Regions from separate parts of the Homo sapiens genome. Here region 2 is linked to region 1. Evidence: chromatin loops called from intact Hi-C (ENCODE). Cell type or tissue: heart right ventricle. All regions are shown on one strand. Each heading gives the region's core, and the rest is flanking DNA. Links, peaks and the distances in the headings are about the cores only.

Region 1 (7,574 bases), core at 1,024-6,023:
ATATATTTTTTTGAGATGGAGTCTCGCTCTGTTGCCCAGGCTGGAGTGCAGTGGTGTGATCTCGGCTCACTGCAACCTCCACCTCCCAGGTTCTAGTGATTCTTCTGCCTCAGCCTCCCAAGTAGCTGGGATTACAGATGTGCCACCAGGCCAGGCTAATTTTTTGTATTTTTAGTAGAGATGGGGTTTCACCATGTTAGCCAGGACGGTCTCCATCTCCTGACCTCGTGATTTGTCCACCTCGGCCTCCCGAAGTGCTGGGATTACAGGCGTGAGCCACTGTGCCCGGCCAATAAAAAATTATTAATCCAAAAGAAAGCAGGAAGAAGAAAAAAGGAGCAAAGAACTGACAGGTCACCCTGGAAGGGTTAGAGGACGCACCCTTCACCACCACTGTGAGAAATCAATTTGTGAGGTGAGGCCCAGCATCTTTGCTCTGTGGTTGCTTCTCTTTGTAGGTCAGAAATTACAGTGGGAACTGCTACCATCAACTGGGATCCCTAAATGCAATGGGGATAAAGGAATCCCGGGGTGGCAGGGCCCAAGTAGCAGCACCATGCCAAATCAAGGTGGGCATAGTTACCATAATAAATAGTGGAGCCAAAGCAGTAATCAGAATAGTCTGACTTGCTGAGACCTATAGCATTGGGTGGTTGATCATGGTGTCCCTAAAAAAGAAATAGATGGGCAGTCTACTAACTCTTACTTGATCTGTATAAGCAGAAGAATTCTAGGTCTGGTAAACAGAAGTATAACTTGAATCACCTGAAGAGAGTCATGGCCCCTTAAGCAATTCCCAGAAATGAGCTAGTTTACAGACCCAGAATCTCCTTAATGAAAGGGAAGCTGTGTCCTCTTGAGGAGACTTTCCTGTTTATCTTTCTCCTACCCTTCCCCAAAGGGACCTATGGCTATTTGCCTTGCAGAAGGGGAAACAATGATTTTTTGGGGATTACTAGACACTGGCTTCTGAACTAACACTAATTCTAGGGGACCCAAACTTCGCTGTGGTCCAGCAGTCAGAGTAGGGGCTTATGAAGTCAAGTGATCAATGGAGTTTTAGCTCAGGTCTGTCTCAGTGGGCCTAGCAGGTCCCTGAGCCCATCCTGCGGTTATTTTCCCAGTTTCAGAATGTACAATTGGAGCAGACATACTCAGCAATGAGTAATATCACTATATGCTCTGACTTGTAGAGTAAGGGCTACTATGGTGGGAAAGGCCAAGTAAAAGCCACTAAAACTGCCTCTACCTAGAAAAGAGTAAACCAAAGCAACACCACAATCCTGGAGGGACTGCAGAGATTAGTGTCACCATCAAGGACTGAAAGCGGTAGGGGTGGTGATTCCCACTTCATTCTCATTCAACTTGCCTACTCTGGACAGTGCAGAAAACAGATGGATCCTATAGAATGACAGTGGATTACTGTACATCTAATCAGGTGGCAACTGCAATTCTAACTGGTGTTCCAGATGTCGTTTTATTGCTTGAACAAATTAACATACATCCTTGGACCTGGTATGCAGTGACTGATCTGACAAAAGCTTTTTTTTCTTGGTATCTGTTAGTAAAGACCACCAGAAGCAGTTTGCTTTCAGCAATATACCTTCAATGTCTTACCTTAGGGGTGGGTGTATTGTTTTCAACCATATATCATAATTTAGTCCACAGAGAGCCTGATTACCTTGTCCTTCCACAAGATATCATGCTGGTTCATTACACTGTGATATTATGCTGAATGGATCTGGTGAGCAAGAAGTATTAACTACTCTAGACATACTGGGGGTAAGACATGTGTCTGTCAGAAGGTGGGAAATAAATCCCTCCAAAATTCAGGGCCTCCCATGTTAGTGAAATTTCTGGGGATCCAGTGGTCTGGGGCATACAAAGACATCCCTTCTATGGCAAAGGGTAAGTGTTGCACGTGGCCCCTCCTACCACAAAAAAACACGGAGAACACCTGGTGGGCTGCTTCAGATTTTGGAGACAACATATTACTCATTTGGGTTGCTATTCCAGCCCATTTACTGAGTAACTAAAAAAGCTGCTAGTTTAAGTGGGACCCAGAACAAGAGAAGCTGTTCTGCCATTTGGGCCACGTGATTCAAACCTGATGGCGCCTGAAGTGTCGGCAGCAGACAGAGGTGCTGTCTGGAGTCTTTAATAGATCTCTATTAGGTGAATCACAACACAGACCCTTAGGATTTTAGAAAAAGCCCTACCATCCTCTGTGAATAACTACTCTCCTTTTGGGAAACAGTGTTTGGCTTGTTAGTGGGACTTCACAGAGACTCAAAGCTTAACCATGGGGCATCAAGTTACTGGTGACCTGAGCTGCTGATCATGAAACAGATGTTGTCTAACCTACTAAGCCATAAAGTGGGGTGTACACGGTAGCACTCCATTATCAAATGGAAGTGGTATATGTAAGACTGGGCTTAAACAGACCCTAAAGGCACAAGCTGCATGAGGAAGTAGCCAAAATACCCCACGGCCCTGTTCTTCTTTGTCTCTTCCAGCCTGCACCTATGGCCTCATGGGGAGTTCTCTATGGCCAGTTGATTGGTAAAGAAAAACTCAGGCCTGGTTTGTAGATATTTCTGTGTGATACGCAGGTACCACCTGGAAGTGCACAGCTGTAACACTACAGTCCCTTCTGGGACATCCCTTAAGGACAGTGGTGAAGGGATAGCCTCCCAGTGGGCAGTACTTCTGACAGTGCACCCGGTTGTTCATTTTGTCTAGAAAGAAAAATGGCCTGAGCTAAGGGTCTACTCTGATTCATAGGCCGTGGCAAACGGTTTGCCTGGGTGGTAAGGAACTTACAGGGAACACAGATGAAAAACTGTTGGCAAGGTGTTATGGGCTGAATTGTGTCCCCCCTACCTCATTCATATGTTGAAGTCCTATCCTCCAGTATCTCAGAATGTGACTGTAATTGGGGATAGGGCCTTTAAAGAAGCGATTAAGTTAAAATGAGGCCATTAGGGTGTACCCTAATCTAATCTGACTGGTATCCTTATGAGAAGAAAAAATTTGGAAACACAAAAGAGATGCCAGGGATGTGCAGACACAGTAAGAAAGCAGTGCCATCTGCAAGCCAAAGAGAGATGCCTCAGAAGAAACCAAACCTGCTAACACCTGATCTTAGACTTCCAGTTTCCAGAAATGCGAGAAAACATGTTAAGTTTCTGTTGTTTAAGCCACTCAGTCTGGTATTCGTTATGGCAGCCCTAGCAAACTAATATACAAGGACACCTGGGGAATAGGTCAGTGGATAGACCTCTCTGAATAGGCAAATAATGTGAAAACACTTGTGTCCCATTAAATGCTCATCAAAGAGTGACCTCAGCCGAGGATTTCAATGATCAAAGTGGATGGGATGACTCGTTCTATGGATAGCAGTCAGCATCTTTCCGCAGTCACTCTTATCACTGCTTCATGAACAGTGGCCATGATGGTGGGTGTGGAGGTTATGCATGGGCTTAGGCAATATGGACTTTCACTTACCAATTTGTGGTAAGTGGACTTATTTGTGGACTTATAGAGTACCTTATGGTATCCCACACCATTATGGTATCCCACAAAGCACTGCTTCTTATCAAGGAATTCACTTCTCAGTAAGTGAAGTGCAGCAATGGGCCATGCTCACGAAACACTGATCTTACTACATCACCGGGAAGCAGTTGCCTTGACAGAATGGTGGGATGGACTACTGAAGACTCCATCACAGTGCCAGCTAAGTGGCAGTATTTTGCAGAGTCAATGTCCTCCAGGATGCTGCTATGTTTTAAGTCAGCTTCCAGTATAGGGTGCTACTTTTCCCACAGCCAGGATTCGTGAGTCCAGAAATCAAGGAGAGCAAACAGAAATTACCCAGTTCACTATTACCCCTAGTGATCTAATCTACCAGCAAAATTTCTGCTTCTTGTCCCTGCAACTTTGGGCTCTGCCTGTCTAGAGGGCTCAGTTCCAAAGGGAGGAATGCTTCCACCAGGAGACACAACAATGATTCTACTGAACTGTTAGTTAAAACTGCCATCTGGCCACTTTGGGCTCCTCATGCCTTGGAATCAACAGGCAGCAGAGGGCGGGTACTGTACTGGCTGGGGTGATTAATCCTGATTACCAAGGGGATATTAGGTTGCTACTATACAACAGAGGTAAGGAAGAGTATGTCTCAAATGTGGCAGATCTCTTAGGGTGTCCCTTAGTACTAACATGACCTCTAATTAGTCAGTAGAAGATCACAACCCAGTTCACATGGGACTGCTAGTGGCCTAGAAGACATTTTAGGAATGAAGGTCACCCCACCAGGCAAAGAACTAGGACAAACTGAGGTACTTCCTGAGGGCAAAGGGAATATGAAAAGGGGAGTAGAAATATCACCCTTTCCACACCAAACCTGGTACACAGCCAGTGCACTGCGGTGTCATCTGAGGGAGCTGCAGTCAAGGACTTGGGTCTCTGGGGCTGGCTAAGCTCTTACACAAATGTGCATTCCTAGCCTAGATGCCTTCTATTCCTAGGTCTTTTTATATGGGGACTTTGGCTGAGGCCTTCTTCAGGTGCCTCTGCTGAGACCTTGTCAAAGGAGGAAGGGGAAATCTTTTATTTATTTATTTATTTTTTTGAGATGGAGTTTCACTCTGTCGCCCAGGCTGGAGTGCAATGGTACAATCTCGGCTCACTGCAACCTCTGCCTCCCGGGTTCAAGTGATTCTCCTGCCTCAGCCTCCTGAGTAGCTGGGAATGCAGGCATGTACCACCACGCCTGGCTAATTTTCGTATTTTTAGTGGAGATGAGGTTTTGCCATATTGGCCAGGCTGGTCTCGAACTCCTGACCTCAGGTGATCTGCCCGCCTTGGCCTCCCAAAGTGCTGGTATTACAGGCATGAGCCACTGCACCTGGCCGGAATGGGAAATCTTAAAGACACTTCTCCCAGTCTACTCCACTCTCCTCACCCAGGGTCCATAAAGCCGCAGGAACCTTTTGTTCAGGGCTTTCACAACAGTGAGATGTCCCCCACTTGTATGCTAATCTACCAGATCCTCAACCAGTGTACCATTCCATGGGGAAAACGGTACTGGGGGGAAAAAGGAGCTGGCACTTTCTTTGGTTTTTAGCCTTTTGTGTAAACTATCAAAGTAAGTGAATAAAGGCTCCACTGTTACTTTCCTTTTGGGTTGTTTAATTATTTACTCTGATATTTGATAGCTCAGTTCTCTTTCCACATCAGCTGAATACTGATCTGGAAATATTATAAATATTCATTTCTGAATACAGTAATGAATACTGTACTATTTATGAGGATTTCTTATTTTGTTATGAATATATATAATTAACCAAATATTTGTGTTTCTTCTCTATCTCCTTATCATCTAATATAAGATGTATCCATAATGGTTAACTTTATATCATAGCATTTATGTTACAGAATATGAGAGAAGAGTGAATTTCACCCAAGGACTCTGCATCCTCTTCTAGGGAAAGGATTAGTGTATTTTTGGTTGTATAAAGGAGAATTGCATTATGTCAGGATAAAGTATGACTCCTGTCATTGCCTTTATTTGAAGACTATGTATGGCTTTAGGAGATGTGTATGGGTGTCAAACAGACAAGGGGTGGAGTATGATAGTCTTCAGATATGTTAACTTGGCTAGGCTACAGCCCAGTTATTCAATAAACATTAACCTAGATGTTACTATGAAGGTATTTTATAAGTGATTAAAGTCCTATCAGCTGATAAACTATCAATATCAGGAATGAATGAGGAGACATCAGTATAGAGTATAAAAACATTAAAATGACAAGTATTATGAACAGCTTTATTGCAATAAATTTGGCAAATTGTTAATAGATGAACAAATTATTTGAAAGACACAAACTACTATCGTAGCTTACTCTAGAATGGAGAACCTGAATAGCCCTATATCTATTAATTGAATTCATAAGTAAAAATTTTCCCAACAAAGAAAACTAGGAGCCCAGGAATTACTGGTTAATTCTATCAAGTATTTAAGAAATAATACCAACTCTACATAAAATCTTCCAGAAAATATAAGAGGAGGCCAGGCACAGTGGCTCACACCTGTAATCCCAGCACTTTGGGAGGCTGAGGCAGGTAGGTGGATCATGAGGTCAGAAGATTGAGACCATCCTGGCCAACATGATGAAACACTGTTTCTACTAAAAATACAAAAATTAGCCCAAGATCTCGCCACTGCACCACTCCAGCCTGGCGACAGGGTGAGACTCCATCTCAAAAAAAAAAAAAAAAGAGGAGAGAACACTTCTCAATTCATTTTATGAAGCCAGCATTATCCTGATGCCAACACCACGCAAAAATATCATAAGAAAATTATCCTTGAGACTTTATCCCTCATGATGACATAAAAATCCTTTATAATATATGACAACAAAATGGAGTTTATTCCAAGAAGCAAGGCTAGTTCAATATTCAAAAATCAATGTGACTGACATTATTAATAGACTAAAAAAGAAGAAAACCCCACAATTATCTCTGTAGATGGAGAAAAGGCATGACAAAATTCAATACTCATTCTCAGCAAACCTGATAAAGAGCACATATGAAAAACCTACAACTAACATCATACTTAATACTGAATGCTTTCCTCCTAAGACTGGGAACAAGTTGACAATACTTGTTCTCATGACTTCTATCCAGTATTGTACAAAGGTCTTAGACATTGTGGTAAGTCAAGAAAAAGAAACAAATGACATCTATATTGGAAAGAAAGAAGTCAAACTGTCTTTACTTACAGACAACATAATTATCTATGTAGAAAATCCTCAGGAATCTATTAATAAAAAAGGCTACTAGAACTAGTAAATGAATTTAGCTAAACCACAAGATACAAGGTCCATGTCCAAAAATCTTTGTATTTCTATATTCTAGTGAGAAATTAAAGTTAAAAAAGTAAAACAGCCTACAAGTATGAAATACCTAGGCATAAATTTAACAAAATGTGTTCAAGATCTATTCACTGAAAAGTACCAAACACTGCTGAGAGAAATTTAAAGACCTAAATAAACAGAGAACTTTACCATGTTCATGGATGAAATGACTCAATATTTTTAAGCTGTCAATTCTCCCCAAATTTATATACTGACTCAATGCAATTCCAATAAAAATCCTAGCAGGTATTTTTGTAGATATGGACAAAATGATTATAAAATTTGTACACAAATGCAAAGGAACTAGTATGAGCAAAATAATTTTGAAAGAAGGGACCTGAGTTGGAGGACTCATACTGCTTAATTTCAGGATTCCCTATAAAAATACAATAATCAAGACAGTGTGGTATTGGTTTAACAAAAAGACATATAGATAACTAGGAATAGGAAATCCAATTGGCCCAAACAGATAAGGTCAGTTGATTTTTGATCAAGGGATCAAAGTAGTTCACTGAGGAAATAGTAGTCTTCTCAACAAATGGTGCCAGGACATTTGGATATTCATATGCAAAAAGGGAAGAAAAGGCCCTCAATCCTTACCTCACACCATATACAAACTTGAAATGAATCACAGACCAAAATGTAAGAGCTAAAACT
Region 2 (7,574 bases), core at 45-5,044, 64 kb after region 1:
ACTTTACTTTTTTTTTTTTTTTTGGAGACAGAGTCTTGCTCTGTTGCCCCAGCTGGAGTGTAGTGGCACGATCTCGGCTCACTGCAACCTCCGCCTTCCAGGTTCAAGCAATTTTCTTGTCTCAGCCTCCCGAGTAGCTGGGACAAGCAGGCGCCTGCCACCATGCCCGACTAATTTTTTTTATATTTTTAATAGAGACAGGGTTTCACCATATTGGTCAGGCTGGTCTTGAACTCCTGACCTCAGATGATCCACCCGCCTTGGCCTCCCAAAGTGCTGGGATTACAGATGTGAGCCACTGTGCCTGGCCGATTTGTTCAACTTTAAACCATACCTAAAGTTGTTAAACTTTCACAAACCATTCCTATAAGAAAGCGTAGAGGAACATGAATAACGAGGTTCTTATTCGATTATTTTCTCTTCCAGGGTCAGATTTTGGCAAATTTTAAAGCCATGGATTCTGATTGGTTTGCAGAAAACTACATGGGTAGAAAAACCAAGGTGAGTTTCTAATTTTAAAAAATGCGTGAATTTTCAAAGCACGTTAATAATTGGATCTTAGTTACCTGTTCTTAAGAATATGAAGGGAAAGCTTCTCTTTCTTTTGAAGAATTTTGTCTTTCATTAAAGATATTTATTTCTTAGTGTAAAAGTAGAAATTCTTGTATTTCATTAAATATATTTATTTCTTAGTTTAAAAATAGAAATTATTTAGCAAAAATAAAATTCTGTGTTTTTTGTTCCTTGCATTCTGACATTAGATGAAAAATAAATGGACTCCTGACTTTTAATATTGACCTAGACTTACTTTCTTTTGCAGTAAAATTATTTGTAATATGTCTGACGTTACGTATTTTCCTCTATCTCTCTTACTTCGTAGTACTAAGAGCCTAGCTTGATTCTGATCTTAAGTAAACTTATCTTTACATTTGTGTCTTTGGGGGAGCCAGGTTGGATTGCCTCCTTTGGAGAAGTTTAATAACTGGGGTGGATCTCTGTCCCTGGGACACCCATTTGGAGCCACTGGCTGCAGGTTGGTCATGGCTGCTGCCAACAGATTACGGAAAGAAGGAGGCCAGTATGGCTTAGTGGCTGCGTGTGCAGCTGGAGGGCAGGTACGTTACAGTGGTGTCATAGGACCCTCCAGAGAGTCATTTTCTTGGAATGACTAGAATGTATGATTTAGTTTGAAACCTTCTTAAAGCAATATTTTTGATGACCTGGGGGTGGGGAGTGGGGAGGGATAACAGCTGTAATTCTGATAAAACTTTTTGTTTTTTGGGTTTTTTTTTTTTTTTTTTGAGACAGTCTTGCTCTGTCACCCAGGTTGGAATGCAGTGGTAATATCTTAGCTCACTGCAACCTCCACTTCCCGGATTCAGGTGATTCTCGTGCCTCAGCCTCCCGAGCAGTTGAGATTACAGGTGTGCACCACCATGTCCAGTTAATTTTTGTATTTTTAGTAGAGACAGAGTTTCGCCATGTTGGCCAGGCTAGTCTCGAATTGCCGACTTCAAGTGATCCACCCTCCTTGGCCTCCCAAAGTGCTGTGATTACAGGCATGAGCCACCATGCCCTGCCATAATTCTGATAATTCTTTGGAAGGAAACAGCTATTTAAACCCAAGCTATTTTTCCCCAATATAATGTTTATTTTTTACTTATAAATATATGCTGATTATGAAAATTGTGGAATATATGAAAAGTATATAGAAAAAGTTAGAATCATCTATAATCTCCCCATCAGACATTAACATTATTAACATCTTGATATATTTTCTTCTTTAATAATTAACTTTTATTTATCTAGTCACCATAAGACTTTATAAAATCTCTCCAAGAGAGAAACTATCTTTCTAGAGAACTGAATTATACCTTAACTGGGGAGTTAATTTACTTCTGGATAACTTACTGCTGTTCAGCTGGGGAAATATATTGTTGACAGATTTTTTCCTTTCTACTTCACTTGCATTAGAGACCCAACTTCCTGACTGCTGTAGCATCTCACTCTAGGAATAAAATCCAAAAGGAAGATTGTAGTTTGTTTTTTGTTTGTTTGTTTTTTGAGACAGAGTCTCACTCTGTCCCCCAGGCTGGAGTGCAGTGGTGCCACCTCGGCTCACTGCAACCTCTGCCTCGCGAGTTCAAGCGATTCTCCTGTCTCAGCCTCCTGAGTAGCTGGGATTACAGGTGCTCACCACCAAGCCCGGGCAATTTTTTTTGTATTTTTAGTAGAGACGGGGTTTCACCGTATTGGCCAGGCCGGTCTCGAACTCCTGACCTCAGGTGATCCGCCTACCTCAGCCTCCCAAAGTGCTGGGATTACAGGCATGAGCCACTGTGCCTGGCCTGTTTTTGTTTTTTTTTTTTTTTTTTAATCCCGATGTGAACAGATTTTCTCTTCCTCTAGATTACAGAAACTTCCTGTTCCTGATCAAAATGAATAAATATTTAAAAGCATAAACTGGCCGGGTGCAGTGGCTCACGCCTGTAATCCCAACACTTTGGGAGGTTGAGGCGGGTAGGTCACTTGAGGTCAGGAGTTCGAGACCAGCCTGGCCAACATGGTGAAACCTTGTCTCTACTAAAATTATAAAAACTAGCCTAGTGTGGTGGTGTGCGCCTGTAATTCCAGCTACTCAGGAGGCTGAGGCAGGGGAATCGCTTGAACCCGGGAGGTGGAGGTTGCAGTGAGCCGAGATGGCGCCATTGCACTCCAGCCTGGTGACAGAGAGAGACTCTGTCTCAAAAATAAAGTAAATGAAATAAATCTTACGTTTAAAAGCCCTTTTTCATGGATTTTCCTCAGAGACTTTGCAGAAACCAAGGGGTCAGTTATTTATCAGTTGGAACATTTTGGACTTTATGATCACAAATGCTTTTTAATCTGTGTAACTTCATCTACAGAAAACCATGGTCCATTAAGACTAGAGCGATCCCTCTATCTCTTCATGCCAGGCTTCTACCAGGGAGATAACCTGTACACATTACTCACGAGCATAGTGCGTAATCCACATAGGGTAATGTCTGCAGATTTGAGTATGTGTTCCCTAATTCTTTATCTAGCATGTAGAGTATAAATAACACAATACTGGATGCTTTTATGGATGAACAAGGAATAATACCTAGCACCTTTCTTCTAGAAGTTTATAGTATGAAGAGAGAAGATAAGATGCATCTGAGAAACTAGATTAAACTTGACATTGTTTGATCAAGAGCCACGTGAGCAATACCAACATGGTTGGAGACAGAGGAGAAATCCATCGTGGTGAATCTAGAGCAGGGTTTCTCAACTTTGGCACTAACATTTTGGGCCAAACAATTCTTTGTTTTGGGGGGCTGTGTGTTGTAGGGTGTTTAGCATGGCCTCTACCCATCGGATAGCAGTAGCAACAAGCTCCTCCCCACCTCTGCCCCAGGTACACACGGTTGGTATAACCAAAAGTATCTCCAGGTGTTGCCAAATCTGATCTAGAGCAAGAAAAAACATGGAACATGAAAACAGTGTGTTTAAAATAAAGCCAGAGAGGGCTGGGTGCGGTAGCTTATGCCTGTGATCGCAGCATTTTGGGAGGCTAAGGCAGCTGGGTGGCTTGAACGCAGGAATTCGAGACTAGCCTGGGCAACATGGCAAAACCTCGTCTCTACCAAAAATACAAAAATTAGCCAGGTATGATGGTACGCACCTGTGGTCCCAGTTACTCAGGAGGGAGGTGAGAGGATTGCTTGAGCCCGGGATGTTGAGGCTGTAGTGCGCTGTATTCACGCCACTGCACTTTAGCCTAGGTGACAGAGTTGCCTTGTCTCAAAAAGCAAATAAAGAAATTAAAATAAATAAAAAATAAAATAAGCAAGCCAGAGAGGAGTAGTCTACCTTATTATGAATTCTTTCAGGACAACCCCCAAGTCAGTCAAACCTTCCTATCCCTGCTCTTTTTTTGTCTGCTTGTGCCTTTTCAATGTACTTAACATGCCAGGTGTGGTAGCTCATGCCTGTAATCCTAGCACTTTGGGAGGCTGAGGTGGGCAGATTGCTTGAGCTCAGGAGTTCGAGACCATCCTGGACAACATGGCAAAACCCCATCTCTACTAAAAATACAAAAACTAGCTGGGCGTGGTGGTGGGTGCCTGTAGTCCCAGCTACTCGGGAGGCTGAGGTGGAAGTATCACCTGAGCCCGGGAGGTTGAGGCTGCAGTGAGCCGTGTTCAGGCCACTGCACTCCAGCCTGGGTGACAGAGGGAGGCCCTGTTTCAAAAAAAACAGAAAAACCAAGTACTTAACAGTTTGTTTTGAACTCCAGTGTATACTTGATTGAGGACAAAGACCATGTGGCAAATCTTTAAACCTGCAGTGTTCAACTTGGCACTTTGTAAATAATAGTTTCTTTTATTTACTTTTTTGTTTTTTAGAGGGTGTCTAAAAATTCTATGCTAGGATTTAGACTCATCTAAACTAAGGACATAGCTAGTACATAGCACTGTGCATAGTGCTGGATAAAAGATATTCTACTTCTGGCCGGGCACAGTGGCTCATGCCTGTAATCCAGCACTTTGGGAGGCCGAGGCAGGCAGATCACGAGGTCAGGATATCGAGACCATCCTGGCTAACACGGTGAAACCCCATCTCTACTAAAAATACAAAAAATTAGCCGGACGTGGTGGCGGGCGCCTGTAGTCCCAGCTACTCGGGAGGCTGAGGCAGGAGAATGGCGTGAACCCGGGAGGCGGAGCTTGCAGTGAGCTGAGATCGCGTCACTGTACTCCAGCCTGGGCAACGGCGAGGCACGGTCTCCAAAATAATAAATAAAAAAAATAAAAAAAGAAAGATATTCTACTTCTTCCCTTTGTGGTCCCTCAGATCATTATCTTAACCTGTGTAGAATAGTGAAGAAGGGACAAGCCCAGCCTTTGGAATCATCTAGACCTGGTTTCAAATCCTGGCCCTGTTACCTTAATAGCTTTGTGATTTGGGTGAGTCACTTAACCTTTCAGAGCCTCAGTTTTCCCCTCTAGAAACTTACTTTTATTGGTATTTGCTGTATCATGTTTATGTTTATACAGTTAAAAAAGCCCCTGGATTTCTCATTTTAACAGCATCCATTTGTAGAGCATCACTAGGAATTAGATTCTGTACTAGACAGAGCCTGATGCATATATGTATACATGTATATATGAATGTATATAAATATATATGTGTGTGTATATATATACACACATATACAAATATACTGTATGTTATGTGATGCCCACAAAAACTCTATGAAGTAGACACTATGAGCCCCATTTTGTAGAGGAAATTCCAGTTTAGACTGACTACAAACTTTCCCAAGATCACAGTGATTGATTGGCAGAGCCAGGATCCCACTCCAAAGCCTGTACTTTTCTCCTTGTTCTCTGCTGTCCCTGTACTAGGTGGATTCATCACCATTCATTGCTCTAATTGGACTTTGTTTTCTTTACAGGGCCATGCTATGATAGTGGAAGCTTATCCAAAATAATAGATCCAGAAGAAGTGACCTGAAGTTTCTGTGCAACACTCACACTAGGCAATGCCATTTCAATGCATTACTAAATGACATTTGTAGTTCCTAGCTCCTCTTAGGAAAACAGTTCTTGTGGCCTTCTATTAAATAGTTTGCACTTAAGCCTTGCCAGTGTTCTGAGCTTTTCAATAATCAGTTTACTGCTCTTTCAGGGATTTCTAAGCCACCAGAATCTCACATGAGATGTGTGGGTGGTTGTTTTTGGTCTCTGTTGTCACTAAAGACTAAATGAGGGTTTGCAGTTGGGAAAGAGGTCAACTGAGATTTGGAAATCATCTTTGTAATATTTGCAAATTATACTTGTTCTTATCTGTGTCCTAAAGATGTGTTCTCTATAAAATACAAACCAACGTGCCTAATTAATTATGGAAAAATAATTCAGAATCTAAACACCACTGAAAACTTATAAAAAATGTTTAGATACATAAATATGGTGGTCAGCGTTAATAAAGTGGAGAAATATTGGAGAACTGTTTACCTCATTTTTTATTCATCAGGGGAGGGTGGTTCTCTTGGCTTAGGACCAGATTTTTGCCTTTAATTACTCATTTATAACTTCTAACTATTGTGGTCAATGCTGAGGCTGCTGGGAAGATAAAGACAATCCTGTTTATTTATTTATTATTATTATTTTTTTTTTGAGATGGAGTCTCACTCTGTTGCCCAGGCTGGAGTGCAGTGGCACAATCTCGGCTCACTGCAACCTCTGCCTCCCCGGTTCAAGCGATTCTTCTACTTCAGCCTGCCGAGTAGCTGGGATTACAGGCACCCACCACCACACTTGGTTAATTTTTGTAGTTTTAGTAGAGATAGTGTTTTGCCATGTTGGCCAGGCTGGTCTCAAACTCCTGACTTCAGGTGATCCACCTGCCTCGGCCTCCCAAAGTGCTGGGATTACAGGTGTGAGCCACTGCGCCCAGCCTGACAGTCCTGTTTTAGAATAACACATTTTGTTTTCCCCACTGCTGAACTGCAGAATGTTTATTTCACTGTTTGGAGATGCTTCTGTTAGCTAGGATTTAAATAAAGTGTAAAGAAGTTTTTTATTTTGATCAACTACTCTAAATCCTCTCAGATTTTTGAAAACTACCCTGTACTAAAATAACATGGATGCGAGTGTTTAAAGAAACACTAGCTTCTTTTTATGGACATTTGTGTGACTGTTGCTTAGGTCTATGAAAGTTACTGGGAATCAAAATTACCCTGTAGTTCAGGGACAGATTGGGCAGGAGACCTAGTGCTAACCTCTTAAAAGGATATTTGAGAGTCCCAGCATCGTTTCCCCATGGTTTCCTTGGTAATTATAATGTGAGTTTTTAATACGAAAACCATTATATTTACATATATATCACAAAAATCAGGTATAGATAAGTTAAATATAAAATGTAAAAACCTTAAAATTTAGAAAAAAAATAACCCTGTGACCTTAGGTTGAAGGAAGAGAGGGATTTCTTGAAGAAAACATTGAAAATACTAATCATGAAAGATCTATAAATTTGCCTGTGTTGAAATAAGAACTTTTATTCTTCATGTGATGATACAGAGTGGTGGAGAAACAAACTAAAAGTGGAGCAAATATAGTAGATACAGCTTTAAAAGGATCCAGGATATATAAATAATTCCTACAAATCAATAAGAGTAAAGACCACTCGGCTGGGCACGGCGGCTCACGCCTGTAATCCCAGCACTTTGGGAGGCCGAGGCAGGCAGATCATGAGGTCAGGAGTTCAAGACCAGCCTGACCAACATGGTGAAACCCCGTCTCTACTAAAAATACAAAAATTAGCCAGGCATGGTGGTGGGCGCCTGTAATCCCAGCTACTCAGGAGCCTGAGGCAGGAGAATCACTTGAACCCGGGAGGCGGAGGTTACAGTGAGCTGAGATCACGCCACTGCACTCTAGCTCTGTGCGACAGAGTGAGACTCTGTCTCAAAAAAAAAAAAAGGCAAAAGATCTTAACACAATTTTTAGAAAATGATATGCAAATGGTAAATAAGATGCTTAATAGTAATCAGGAAAAACAAATTAAGA

What was found. Hi-C counts contacts between places; a loop is a spot of excess contacts. Peaks named below come from ENCODE experiments on the same cell type or tissue, not always from the same donor. Only the 100,000 strongest peaks of a DNase experiment are listed, where the experiment ranks them.
Region 2: it touches region 1 in a loop (3-fold over the local background); 14 of 110 quality-filtered maps call a loop at or near these places.

Annotation. Positions count from the first base shown.
Region 1 is chr2:26,219,135-26,226,708 of GRCh38, forward strand. The region is part of intron 7 of HADHA (hydroxyacyl-CoA dehydrogenase trifunctional multienzyme complex subunit alpha); the gene reads right to left. Among named protein-coding and RNA genes, the nearest start is that of HADHA, 22 kb to the right of the region's middle. In heart right ventricle, for the core only: no CTCF peak of the experiment used is centred there; no DNase peak of the experiment used is centred there; H3K27ac peaks cover 527 bases.
Region 2 is chr2:26,284,457-26,292,030 of GRCh38, forward strand. It overlaps HADHB (hydroxyacyl-CoA dehydrogenase trifunctional multienzyme complex subunit beta), which reads left to right. Exons shown (of 16, transcript NM_000183.3): 14 at 427-501; 15 at 951-1,115; 16 at 5,462-6,009. The coding sequence ends at 5,497. Among named protein-coding and RNA genes, the nearest start is that of HADHB, 43 kb to the left of the region's middle. In heart right ventricle, for the core only: no CTCF peak of the experiment used is centred there; no DNase peak of the experiment used is centred there.